Regions from separate parts of the Homo sapiens genome. Here region 2 is linked to region 1. A link is a contact called in ENCODE Hi-C or POLR2A ChIA-PET data. All regions are on one chromosome and are shown on one strand. Each heading gives the region's core, a stretch centred on a gene start or an enhancer-like site at or near the end of the contact. The rest is flanking DNA. Distances are from core to core; before and after follow the strand shown. Region 1 holds the start of LINC00881 (long intergenic non-protein coding RNA 881). Region 2 overlaps LOC100287290 (a long non-coding RNA gene).

The links. Hi-C counts contacts between places; a loop is a spot of excess contacts on that map. ChIA-PET counts read pairs that join two places held with the same protein, here RNA polymerase II (POLR2A). Pooled maps may share reads with other maps.
Region 2: a loop to region 1 is called in a pooled map, with 20 times the contacts of the local background. The contact joins the enhancer-like site here to the promoter of LINC00881 in region 1. A Hi-C loop is called at or near these places in 1 of 50 pooled maps. POLR2A ChIA-PET finds 5 or more read pairs at or near these places in 2 of 52 experiments (IMR-90 and activated CD4-positive, alpha-beta T cell).

The regions. Positions count from the first base shown.
Region 1 is chr3:157,085,799-157,091,790 of GRCh38, reverse strand. It overlaps LINC00881 (long intergenic non-protein coding RNA 881), which reads right to left and starts at 1,910. Exons shown (of 3, transcript NR_034008.1): 1 at 1,669-1,910. All of the region lies in intron 3 of LINC00880 (long intergenic non-protein coding RNA 880), which reads left to right. It overlaps LINC02029 (long intergenic non-protein coding RNA 2029), which reads right to left. Exons shown (of 3, transcript NR_135546.1): 2 at 3,775-3,932; 3 at 3,244-3,504. RefSeq lists an enhancer at 1,506-1,605 and a silencer at 2,566-2,615.
Region 2 is chr3:158,771,631-158,777,965 of GRCh38, reverse strand. The region is part of intron 4 of LOC100287290 (a long non-coding RNA gene); the gene reads right to left. Among named protein-coding and RNA genes, the nearest start is that of MFSD1, 27 kb to the left of the region's middle. RefSeq lists an enhancer at 2,383-6,335. Within about 2 kb of position 3,733, at least 6 of the 41 ENCODE cell types and tissues checked have a DNase peak (open chromatin) inside an H3K27ac peak, as active enhancers do.

The DNA of each region.
Region 1 (5,992 bases), core at 661-3,160:
ACCTGAAATCTAACTGGGCCTAAAGCCAGTCTACCCAGTTTTTAGCAAACCCATGGATCCCGTGGTTAGAGCTGGGTTTCAGTCACTTGCTACCCATAGTCCTGACTGACATGGTAATAACAGTATCCATTTCACATTATTTGAATAGCACTGGGCACAGCTCCACATGCAAATGGGTCTGATTAAATGCATTTGATGGTAAGATTACTGCCAGGGTTAGATCCTGACACAGATAAACCTTGCTTAAAGAGCTCCCCAAGTCCATTTCTAAACCTCCCATGTACGTTTCTTCCTTTCCAGTGGTAGAAAAAAAATAACCAAGGAAGAGGATCCCTTCCTTTGGGTTATCTGGGGCCAGAATCCCCTCTTCTGTCACTCACCCTGTGGTGGTGCTGGGGGTTGTACTGAGACTCCAAGTTATTTCTCCTTGCTGACCCCTCCTGCTTCCCCTTTCCTATAAGCTCGTTCCAGTTTCCCATAGTTGCAAAAACAAAACACAACAAATAAAACAAAACGACAATGAATAAAGGAAACTCTCCCTGCCTCCCCTTTTAGCTGTAACTTCCCCCTCCCTGCCTAACCAACTCTCTTGAAGCAGTGGTTTATACCCACTACCCCTGCCTCTTCTCTTCTTTGACTCCATTTTGCTTCTAACCTAGTGTGATTTTGTTTCTGCCCTCACATCCCCACTAAAACCAATGTCTCACAAGTAATCAATGACTTCCTCATTGTCAAATACAACAGACATATTCCGGTGCTCATTTGCTTCACATCTCGGTGGCATTTCCCACTCCTGACTACGTCTTCAACCTGGAGAGTCTTGATGTGAACTGCTTGATGCCACTTTTTTCTGGTTTTCTTTCCATTTCTCCATCTGTTCCTCAGGATCTCTTATTTGATCCTTAGGATCTGGTATCTGTCAGGTTTGGGTTTCATGCTTTCATAGTCTTTTCATTCTGCCTGCTCTTCTGGGCCATCCCAGCCCTGCCTTGGCTTCAGTGACCATCTTTAAGTTGACTGTTCCCCAGTGGGCACCTCCAGGCCTCTCTCCTGTGCTTGGAACTCATGTTCCTAACTCTTCCTGGAGGTCTCCACCTGGATGTCCTACAGCCACCTCAAACCCATGTTCAAAACATGCCATCTTCCTCTCAGGTCCATTTCTGTTCCTCTACTTGCAATCACAGTAAATGGTATCAACATCCATGAAGCTGCACAAAGAACCCGAGAATCCTCCCGGATTTCTATTTCCTTTCCCCTTTCCCTGCCTACTGAGGCAGAACCTTGTACCTGGCAGTATATCAGATATCCACCCAGAGTAGTGTGTATGAGTGGATGAATGAACTATGGTGCTACAGAACACCATGGCTCCAACTTGAGTCTGAAACTTGATGTCATTTTGCCTTTCACAGTTTTTCACTGCTTCTTCTTTAATATGAGGGAGTCCACCTAGATGATCTTCAGCTCTGAGATCTATGATCCACACTACTCCAATGTGACACCTTAGTCACTTATCCACTTAACTCCATTCCTTTTTCTTGTGCCTATCACACCTAGGTAAAGGGGAGGGGAACCCCTATGATAAAATGGGACTTAAAACTTAAATTATGCCAGATTACAGAACATATTTTCCCTGGTAAGAGGTCCCAATGTCTCTCTGCAGCCACCTACCTTGAGTCACCGTGAGAACTGGAAAGGGAAACAGGAAGAGTGCATGGGAAGGGCGGGAGAAGCTGAAGGAGAGATTAACAGAAGCCATTTCCTCCTTTCCCTGTCATGCCAGATCCTCTGTCTGTGTGAGTCTCCCCAAGCGCTGCACACGGGAAAGCACCTTCCCTCTTGTTCCTCATGACTTCTGTCTGGAAACGAGTACCGTGACTGTCTCCTGAACGCCTACGTGCCTAGCACTTTCTACTTCTCAAAACATTGCACGAATATTTATTTGAGAGCCTTCCATGCGCAGGCACTGTGCTAAACAATGTGCACCTTATCTCATTTAAATCCCACGACCCTAGCCTATTTTTATCTCCGTTTTGCAGACCAGAAAGCTAGGGCATGGAGCGGTTAACTGCTTCACTAAGGCCATCCAACTAGTAGTGTGGTTCTGGAAATCATCATATCAAACCCAGGTCTGTCTGATTCTATGCCCAAATCCAGGGCAGCCGTGGCTACACTGCTTCTGACGTATTCGTGGTTATCTTTCGCTGCCACTCAAGACACTGAGTACACAGTATCTAGGCTTTTGATAAGTGCTCATTGAAGAAGTGCTTAAACCATGTCAATACGAGCTGGATCTGGTCCCAGCTGCCAGAAGCCAGAAATGCAGCTTTGGGCCTTTCCCATCACCTCTTTGGGCCTCAATTTCCTCATCTGTAAACGGGAGGCATTATGCAAATGCCCTCGAAGGAGGCTGTGCCTTTAACATTCTGTGGCTCTGTTCTCATGGCGCAGTGTCCCCAACGTGCTGCCAAGAAACTGCACTGACGGCAGGACCCAGCAGCTCAGCTCTCCTACGCGGCCCCAGCGGCACGGCTGACGCATGCGCCCTCGCCCTCCATCCTCCGCCCTCGCGCCCCTTGCCTGGCGCGGAGGCAGCTCTTTTCTGCGCACGCGCAGGCCCTCGCCGCCGCCTGACCGCTGGATTGCCTCGCTCCAGGAGGGCGCGGCTGCCTCCCCCGACGCTGGGGAAATCAGTGCTCTCGACAGGGATAGGGGTCTGCCTGCCAGGAGCCATTCGGGGCCCACGGGGGAGCCGCCTGGCCCTCGTTAGGCAAGGTCCCTGGGAAAGCTGCCCCCCACAGGAGAGCGTGTTCCCGCCCGCGCGCTGGACGTGCCGGGGAGCACAGAGAGGCTCTTCCCGCTCGCAGCACAGATGGAAACGCTCTCGCTCTGCGGCCTGGGCTGGGAGGCAGGGGAGGGCCCCAGAGCCCTGCCAGCCCGCAAAGCTGGGAGGATTTTCCTCTCAAAAACGATACCGCTGATTAAACTGAAAACTTCTAAGGTCACGGAGGACGTTTATCCGGGCTGGGGCGGGGAATGGGAGGGCTGGAGGCGTCACCTGATGTTATAAGCTACTAAAAGGCAGCGGACTCTGGCCGGGAGGCAGGCGCTTCATTGCAGCTTAGGGATGAATACATAAACCTGGGCGGCTATTTTTACACTGGCTGAAACAGAGAGCGTGTGTGTGGCAGGGGAGAGGACGCAAGCAGCCCTCCCCCATTCATCCCCTGATCTTCCCCTTCCATCTGGAGAGTTACTCCTCAGAACCGAAGCATTTTTATTTTTATTTTTTGAAATCAGGGAAGGGAAAAGGAATGCAGATCAAAACGTTTCCTAAATGGTAAAAATAAATGAGATAGCAGCATTCTGAATTCTCACGCCTTGGTACTCTCAGTCCTTCCTCCCCTTGTGTGCAGTCTTTTGAAGTCCAAGGTTGTCGGTCTGAGTTTGTCTTTTCCTGCTCAGGAAACATGGAATGGCTTCTGCAAGGTTTGGGCCTGCAGAGAGCTGGAGGAGACAGAGAAAAGAGGAGACTTTTTGCCAAAAATGCATTCTCGATCCCGGCGTGTGCCTGTGCACTGTTGAGTGTGACTTTGTTCTGTTAGGACTTAAAAGAAAGCTCTGCTTCTTTAAATAGGAATTTTCAGACCATGATAAGCACTGAGAAAGCAGAAGATTGTCCAGGAAGGGTGATTGCTTTGAATTTTCACCTGATTTAGACCCACTGAAGCCATTGCCTGTGCTTTCTTGTCAGAATAAATTTGGAGCTGAACTCACCATACCCAAGAGGGAGGCGTGCTCGGGGTAGGGCTGTGAGCTGTATGGGGAATTCTTGCTGACATCAAATCGTTTCAGATCACTCAATTTACTTTGATTTCGTTCAACGTCATTTCATTTTCTTTCCAAGTCCTCTAAGAAGTCTGGAAAAGGAGACACTGAAAATAATTGCAAAACTTAAGGCATGAAATGAAATATCTCCTAAAATTAAAGTAAGGTTGTAGAGGTTCACCATCTTAAGGATTTGTATAGATGACCTTTTAGCAATTTTTCATTTGAGAATTATGGAACTACAAACACACACACACACACACACCAAAACCCCGCAAAAAGGAAACTTCATTAGGAAGGGAAGGTTACCTGCAAAGCTCTTCATTCAATGTGTCATTTCTAAGATTCACTAGATTGGAATGAGGATATAGAGTGGGAATGTGTGGGGTGGGCAAGAAGCAGGGCATAGGGGGAGTTTTAAATTTGTTTCATCCATGACTAATGTCTCCAACAATGGGGAATAAAACAAATTTTGCCTTTTGTAAAGGGAAATTGAAATTCAAAGTTGTGGAGGAACATTCCTACCCTGGGAGTCTTGACAGCCTCCTAGGGTCCAGCACAGCTGGGCTCTTAGAAATTCACCTACTTCTTCCAAAGGCAGGTCAAAAGAAGGTTGCTTTATTGAGATAGTACAAATCAAGGACTCCTTCATAGCAGAAAACCCCCAAACACCTCTACTATTTGTGTGCCAGTAACTTCCAGCCAAGTTTGAGGAAAGCCCCAGATTATCATTATTATTGTTTGTTTTCATATATGTTTGTTTATTCTGTTTTGCTTTTTAAAACGTAGCAGAACTTGTACGTCCAAATGTATGCACACCCTGAGAAAACTTTCAAACCACTGTTTAAAAAGTGGGAGCAGGACCATTACCTTATGTCCCAGAGGACAATTCTAGGCTAGCCCCCTTTTCTATCCCTAACAAGCTTAAAGACAGTATATCTCACCTGTGGGCAGGCCACTCCCTGTCCCCAGTTTCCTTCACTGGCCTGTCACTCTGTATCCATAGCAACTTAACTCAGGTCTGAAAATCAGGAAACCTGGATCGTGAAGAGGTTAGGTCTCCTGAGAGATTAAAATCAATAATCTGTCTTTTTAGATATTCTGTCAAGAGATTACATTTATTTTTAAGAAGCAACATCTAAGCTATCCGAGTTCAAAAATCACTTTCTTTTTTGTAATATAGCACAGGAGAAAGAGTTCCGGAAGTGGCAACTTAATTTGTATCTAATTTCAGCAAAATAATTGCACACAGCTTCCAGCTTGAATGAGCAGTGAGGTATAGCTCCAAGTAGTTACTTATTTTAGTAGCACTCTCTCAGGATGAATGCTAGCTATTTTCAGTTGCATGTGGGAAAACCAAAGGCGCTGCCAAGCTGTGGCAAGTTGGCATCATGTGTGAGCTGTCAACCAGGATACTTACTTTCACTCAGATTCATTTCTAACTTGCAGTTGGCGTGTGACCTTTTTCTTTATTCAATTTGGGGTCCTGAGCACTTCCTTTCTCTGCCGCCCTACCTTCCCACCGATCTCTACCCCCACAGGCAGCTTTTGGCTGAATCCATTTAATAATAACAGTGTGAGTGCCAAGTGGGTTGTATAAAATCCTTAGGGAGAGCTGTGAAATGAAGCACATTGTTCTTCAGGGCTCCTAGGGACCAGAATGTACCCATCAACAAAAACTAATATGCAATAAAATTATATGTCTTTCTCTATAATTTATGCAGAGTGGGATAATGCTGCAATGAGGCCATAAATAGCTCTTGGTATATGCCGTAGGCAGCCTCTAAAACAGCCCCCAGTAATCATCACTTCCTGGTATTCTCTGTCTCATGTAACCTCTTCTTCAGCGTGGGCTGGATGGACCTGGTGCTTGGCTTTAAACAAATTGAATACAGCAAAAGTGATGGGATGTCACTTCCAAGATTGGGTTACAAAAAGTCTCTCTCTAAGCCAACTGCCATGTTGGGACCTGCCCCGTGGAGAGGCCTATGTGGCAAGGAACTGATGTCTCCAGCCAGCAGCCACAGGAGTGAACCTGGAAGTTCACCCTCCTTTGGTAGAACTTTGAGTTGCCTTTGGTCCTGGCTGACACCTTGATTACAGCCTGTGAGACCCTGAGCCAGAGGACTGCTAAGTTACAACTGTGTTCCTGACCCATGAAAACTAT
Region 2 (6,335 bases), core at 2,484-4,983, 1.7 Mb before region 1:
GGGTCAGCAGGACACCAGGGCCCTGTCCCAGACTTGAGATCCACCAGCTCCTGTTTTTGTCAAAAAATAAACATAATCTGGCAGCTGCATCTTGGAACCCGGCAGCTCAGGAGTCCTCATCAGACACTTAGAACAGCAAAGGTCTCCAGGATTATGGTCCAAAGGGTCATAAATATGTAGCGAATTTTAAAATGCTGGTTTCCTCCCCAGCAAGGAGTACATCACTCAGTTCTGCTGTGTCACCAGTAATATCTACCCCAAAAGCTACTATTTCAGGAGGACCATTTATCTCTCTCCATCCTGTCTGCGTAGCAGGCCATTGCCTGCCCCCACAACACTCACTGCCCCCTCTCAAAATCTCAGGCCATAATCTCTGCATTAGAATCACTTTCTCCAGAAACAGATCATTCTGCTACATTTGCCCAGCTTTAACCTTCAATTTCAAGTTTGCTTCAGAACCCACAACCCAGCAGTACACAGTGATTGTCTTTTCTTCTTCTACTGCAAGCTTTGTAGTCTAATATGTACCACAGGAAGAAAATACACAGGACAAGTTTGGTTAGTCTGAAATTTCCTTATTATCTCTAAGAGTGCTGTGGGTGGTTGAGGCACTCTGGAATGTCATGGGACTTTAGCTTACTGTAATTTACCAGTTGTGAAATATATCAGTTCCTTTTTCTTTTCTTAAAATTTTCTTTTATTAAAGAGTCAACAAATTTAGCACTTGATGGGTCCCCTTAAATGTAAATAGCCAGGTACCTTTAGAAGTCTAAAAGTAAAATGAAACTAACCAAATAGTTAGTGGCTTCTCTACCGGTGTTGGCCAAATTGGGAGAGACAGAGGACCTAGAAATTTATATCTTTCAATTATTGAATAGGAAAAATTAAAGAAATATAGCTATCATTTAATCCAGCTTCTGTCTCTCATAAAAAATGGATTCAGTGGCTTGTGCAAACCAAATGTCCCAGACCTCAGAAGCTCCAGAGACCCAAATCAGGCCCCACTTCCAGTCTGTAACACAGCCCCAGCCTGTAATGCTCCAACTTAGTTGGTCAAAAGAACTTAGTATTTTATCAGATTCTTCCCCCTCACGTCCAGCCCGCCAAATATCTCAAGGGAACCCAGGAGGTGACACGATCCACACTCCCTCCTAACAGCCACAACTGCCCCTCCAGCCCCCAGGCCTGCCCTGCAGCCTTCCCACCCTTCCCCAGGCCGCTCTCCCCAGCCCTGGCCTCCTGCGTTCCTCTTGTGCAGCTTCTCTCGGGCACAGACACAAACCTCACCGGAGTTGTGTGGGAAGATCCCAAAGCCCTTCCCAATGCCACCCTGCAGGGTACTGGGATGCATGGGGGTAGTTGTGGCCTGTGGTCCCACTCATGCCCCTGCTTCTTGTCCCTCATGTCACTTCTTTCCCAGGTGAACATGGTCCTTTTTTGCCTTCAGTCCCCAAATCCACCTGTACAAATTTGCCAGATATGGCAGGCTCTCCATGAAGGTTTTGGGATAACACAGAGGGAGCACAGCGTACCCACCAAACAGAACAACCTTGAGGTAGAATAGGGTCTGAAGGCAGGGAACCTAAGGCTGTTTCACATTGACTTCATAGAACTAAATTGAAAGGAAAACCCTAACTTTCCATGCCTAAGTAACAAAAGGACCAGAGGCTACTCCCTTTGCAAACCCCCACCTTTTCTACAGGGCAGATGGGAAACTGAAAGTATCTCTGATTGGTGCCAAGCAACCAATCAGATGTTTGCATAGGAGTGTAACTTCATAACTTCACTTCAGCCTCTGACTGGTTGCTGTCCACAGCCAATCAGACTGATTGCGGACCAAGTCTTCCTTTGCATAAAAGTGCAACTTTGTAACTTCACCTTAGCCTCTCATGCTAAAGTGAATCTTAGGAGTTTGCATAGGAGTGTGACCCTTGTAACCACTTCAGCCTCTGAGTGGAAAGCAACCAGATTGATTGCAGGCCACCACTTCATTTACATGGGTGAACACCAGGTGGCCAGTGGGAAACCTCTAGGAGGTATTTGGACCCAAGAAGATTGTGTATCAGGACCCTTGTGTCCCTATGCTCGGGCCCACCCCCACACTGTGGACAGTACTTTCATTTTCAATAAATCTCTGCTTTTGTTGCCTCACTCTTCCCTTACTTTGTTTGTGTGTTTTGCCCAATTCTTTGTTCAAGATGCCAAGAACCTGGACATGCTTCACCAACAGCAACCTGAAATTGAAAACCGCTAATCATTGTTCTTAAAAGGTCCTTGGCCATCCAAGCCCTGGGGGTTTTCTACTGGCAGCCCTGATCTCATACTCATCCCACCACCAGTCCCTGGGTCCTCCCCATCCTTCTGCTCTTATCTCCACTGCTTCTCCTTTCCCAGGCTCTTCTTCCCTCTCCAGAGCTACCCTGACATTTCAGTTTCATCTTCTTTTATTGTACTGTGTGTTTCAGCAATCTGAGTGTTACTGTCTCCCACTCATCCTCACCTTTTGAAGAAAGAACCAAAAACAAAAACAAAAAAAGTCAATATAGGCCTTTCAAGATACTCCAAAAACTTAAGAAAAAAGTGTTAAGGCTATATTACAAGACCCCAGAAAAATGATGCTCAGAAGACAAAAGCAGTAATTTTTAGTTTAAATAGTACTTTTTCTCTGGCAGTAAGTACATCAGGGAGAGTCAAGACTTCCTCTTGGAAAAGTATGCCATCTGGTTCTTGTCATACTGTTGTGCTCCTTAACTCATTTCATGCAAAATTTCCAGCACCATGTTTGAGGGACCCTGATTACTCCTCATCCATGCAGTTTCAGAGCCACAGGAGAGATGCATGTGGGTGGGCAGAAGTGGAAGTTGTTTATGAGCATGAAGTATTTCTGAGAAATGAACGCATTGATGTTGGGATTTGAAATCTGATTTATCTCTTTGATGATTACGGGAGGAAATTTTATTATAAACAATAATATTTGCTGGCATATGCATGGATGTCTGAACTCAGATGATAAAAACTAGAGGATTTTGAGCATCTTGGAAAAAAATTGTACAATTAATTTAAGATTTCTTACATGACCTAGAAAATGAAAAGGGGAAGCAAATACACTGGAAAAAAAAGAAGGTGGAGGAGGATCACATTACTCCTTCACAGTTAATTAGAAGAACTTTCAACCAAAACACATAACTGGGTAACAAATACCAGGTAATTTTCTTTGACTGAATTTTTTTTCACTTCATTTTCTTTGAAGTGAAAAAAAGTAATTTTTAAATACAGGAAATAATATTTTATGACTGAGTATTCTCTTCAAAGAATCTGGGTCAGCAGCTCATTTCAAATTTTCAGTGCCTAGAGGACGATAATACTTAGTGCTGTTTGCTGGTGATTTACAACACTTTCGTGGCTTAAGACCAAGAATATACATATTAAAAATCATGCTCTGCCTGAATCCAACAAGCAGATGCCCCACCTTCTTTTAAGGAAGAACATGACAATAATGAACGGATAATAGAGTACAAACAAAGACACTCAAACTGCATTTCCTAATGTTGCAAATGTTAATATTGAGTAACAAAGCATCATTTCTATTAAAGCTGGCCTTCAGCCACTCCCTTATGAGGTAGGTGGAAAGAAATCTTTTTACTTTCCCATAATTCTACTACTTACGGGAAAGCAAGTTGACTTTGCCCAGCATTGATGCAAAGAGCATGACACAGAGTTCAAGCCGCAGCACTGCTGCTCAGGAGAGTGGAAAAGAGAAAAGTTATTGGCACAATAGCAACCAAGTGTTTCATCTAAATGTTCTGTTTCTTGAGCTCCCAGGTAACTCAGCTTCACATCTTTTCCTTGTACAGGTCAACTCCACTTAGGTAGAATGTGAATATATAGTATGAGAGGCCAAAAACCCATACCTATATAAGCAAAATTATCTCCCCCTACTGCCAATTCATAAAAATAACACCTGCCAGAATGGAACAGAATGCTGAAAAGTCTACCTTGAAAAGATGAGCGATTTTCAAGCCAAGAAAACTTGAATGTATGAAACCCCCTAGAAAGAATGTGTCATCCAGGGGGTAATTGGCCCATCGCAGAAACATGGAAAAGAGGAAAAGGAAGACAGCAGGGCACAGTGTTCATAAGAAAGAGACACAGGATGCTTTTTAAGAAACTTGGGTGTGAAAGCAAAACAGGCAATATTTAGAAAGGAACTTTTGGTCAATGGGTGGAAATGGGTTAAAATAGGAGCCATTTGCACATAATTATATTCTAAGGGGAAGGAAGCAATAGAGAGAGCAATTGAAAATGTAAGGAAGAGAGGGAAGAACTGATGTGGGTGAGGGTGCATGTTTAGAACACAGGCTGGGAAGAGTCGGCCGCGGGAGTCACACTGCTAATAAAAGGCAGAGACCAGGGGTTTTTGGACCTGGGTGCAAATTGTGGTCTTGCCACTTTCTATCTGAGGGACCTTGTCACCCTGATGGTGAAAAACAAGCCTGTAACAGAAGAAAGGAAAGACAAGAACTGGGAGGCTGTGATAAGGGAGCTGCATATATCAGCAGTGCAGCAAGTCTGGCTGTTGACATGGTTCTTGGTGAGCCCAAGAGAGCTGACTGCTGGAAAAGAGTAGAGGAGAACATTTTCAGCCTCAGAAATATCACTGGCCTCTGATGGGAGAGATAAGTGGTCTCAGGGCCTAATGAGTGCTGGAGAATTCATTCATTCATTCAGTGAACATGACTGAGGCCTCTCACTTTGCTAGACATTTTGGAAGACAGGGGTCAAAATCACAGTTCCTACTCTCAATTAGCTCACAGCCCTGTACTAGTGATGGACAAAGAACCAGTATGTGACAGTTCAGACTAATAAGCCCAACAAGAGAGGGATATACAGGACACTGTGGGACCCCTAAAGGGAGCACCTTGTGCAGAGGTAGAAGGATAGGAATGAACGAGGGGTGACGGGTAACAGGAAGAGAGAGAAGCACCGCAGGAGTCTCTGAAGAGTGTTCACAGGGGGTGCGAGGCTTGCTGTGCAGAAACCAATAGGGGCAGGTGAGAAATGCTGACCCCAAGGGATGAGCAGGCTCATGTCAGGGTGCTACAACCGTCCCCTCCTCTTCACTCTTTCCTGCACCCCAGACTCCAAGTCTTAAACTAGGTTATCTCCCCAGTGGCCTGGCCTGCCCCCCGAATGCTCTCAAACCAGTATCTTCTAACCCTAGTCAAAAATTACCCCTTCCCTTCAGCTAGCCATTAGAATTGAAACAAATTCCCACTGCCATGTGAAAGTCTGATTATCCTACTGTTCCCAAGGCACCAGCCTTTTAGTGGGATGTTTGCTGTAGTAGATTGTATCTTCCAAAAATGGCCACAAAATGTTTCTGAGTCCACATGCTCATCCAGAAACTTTCTACTCCCTCATTAAGAGATAGAATCTATTTCCCTTCCCCTTGAAATTGGGCTGCCTTTGTGACTTCTTCAATAAAAAGAGCTGCTTGGAACCCCCACCCACAGCCCTTACCTCCCCTGCATCCATGAGCACACCCCTCTGGGACTATACTGTCTACCATTGCCTCCCTGACTTGGGACTTTGGCTCTGGAGTTCACTCCCTACCCCAAGGCCATAAAAAACCCCCACTGCACTCTTTAGTCCCTGGGCTCCAGCCACTGCCCTCTCCCCAGATTTCTCTGTTTTCTGCCATCTCTGTGGGATCCGCATAATCTGCCTCCAGCAGTTTCTGGGAGTGAACCCAGCTATCTTGCTGAAGGTAGGGTAGGGGTGGATGCAACAATGGGCTGATTGTTATCAATATGTATGGCAAGATATTATCTTGAGATATTAATCTGTGGGTTTTTCTTTGCTCACTTCCTTGTACAGTGACCAAACAGCCTCACGCAAGAGTACAGTTGGTAAAGAGGGACTGAAAAGAGCCAAAAATGTCAACGTTCATATTTGTGACTCTAAAACAGCATCCAAGAATCAAAAAAGCAAGGCTTGGGGCACAAAGCACAGAGACATGTGGACCAGGGACAGGGATATACAGACAGCCCTATCCCAGTGCCTCCAGGGAGACCAGAGTAAGGTGTGCTGGGCCGAGGGAGGGGAGGAGCACATGGTGAGGAGCAGGTCCACATTGGAAGTCTTGGGAGCCCCAGGAGCCCCTCAGCTGGTTGCATATTCCCAGAGATGTTTGCCAAGCCCTGATTACATATCCACACTCCCCTGAATGAACACACCCTCCCCATTCCAGTGTCTAAGGACTCTCATGAGCCCTGCAGATCTGTTAGGAACACTTTCAGCTCTAAGCAACAAAAGATATGATTAACAGTGCCTTA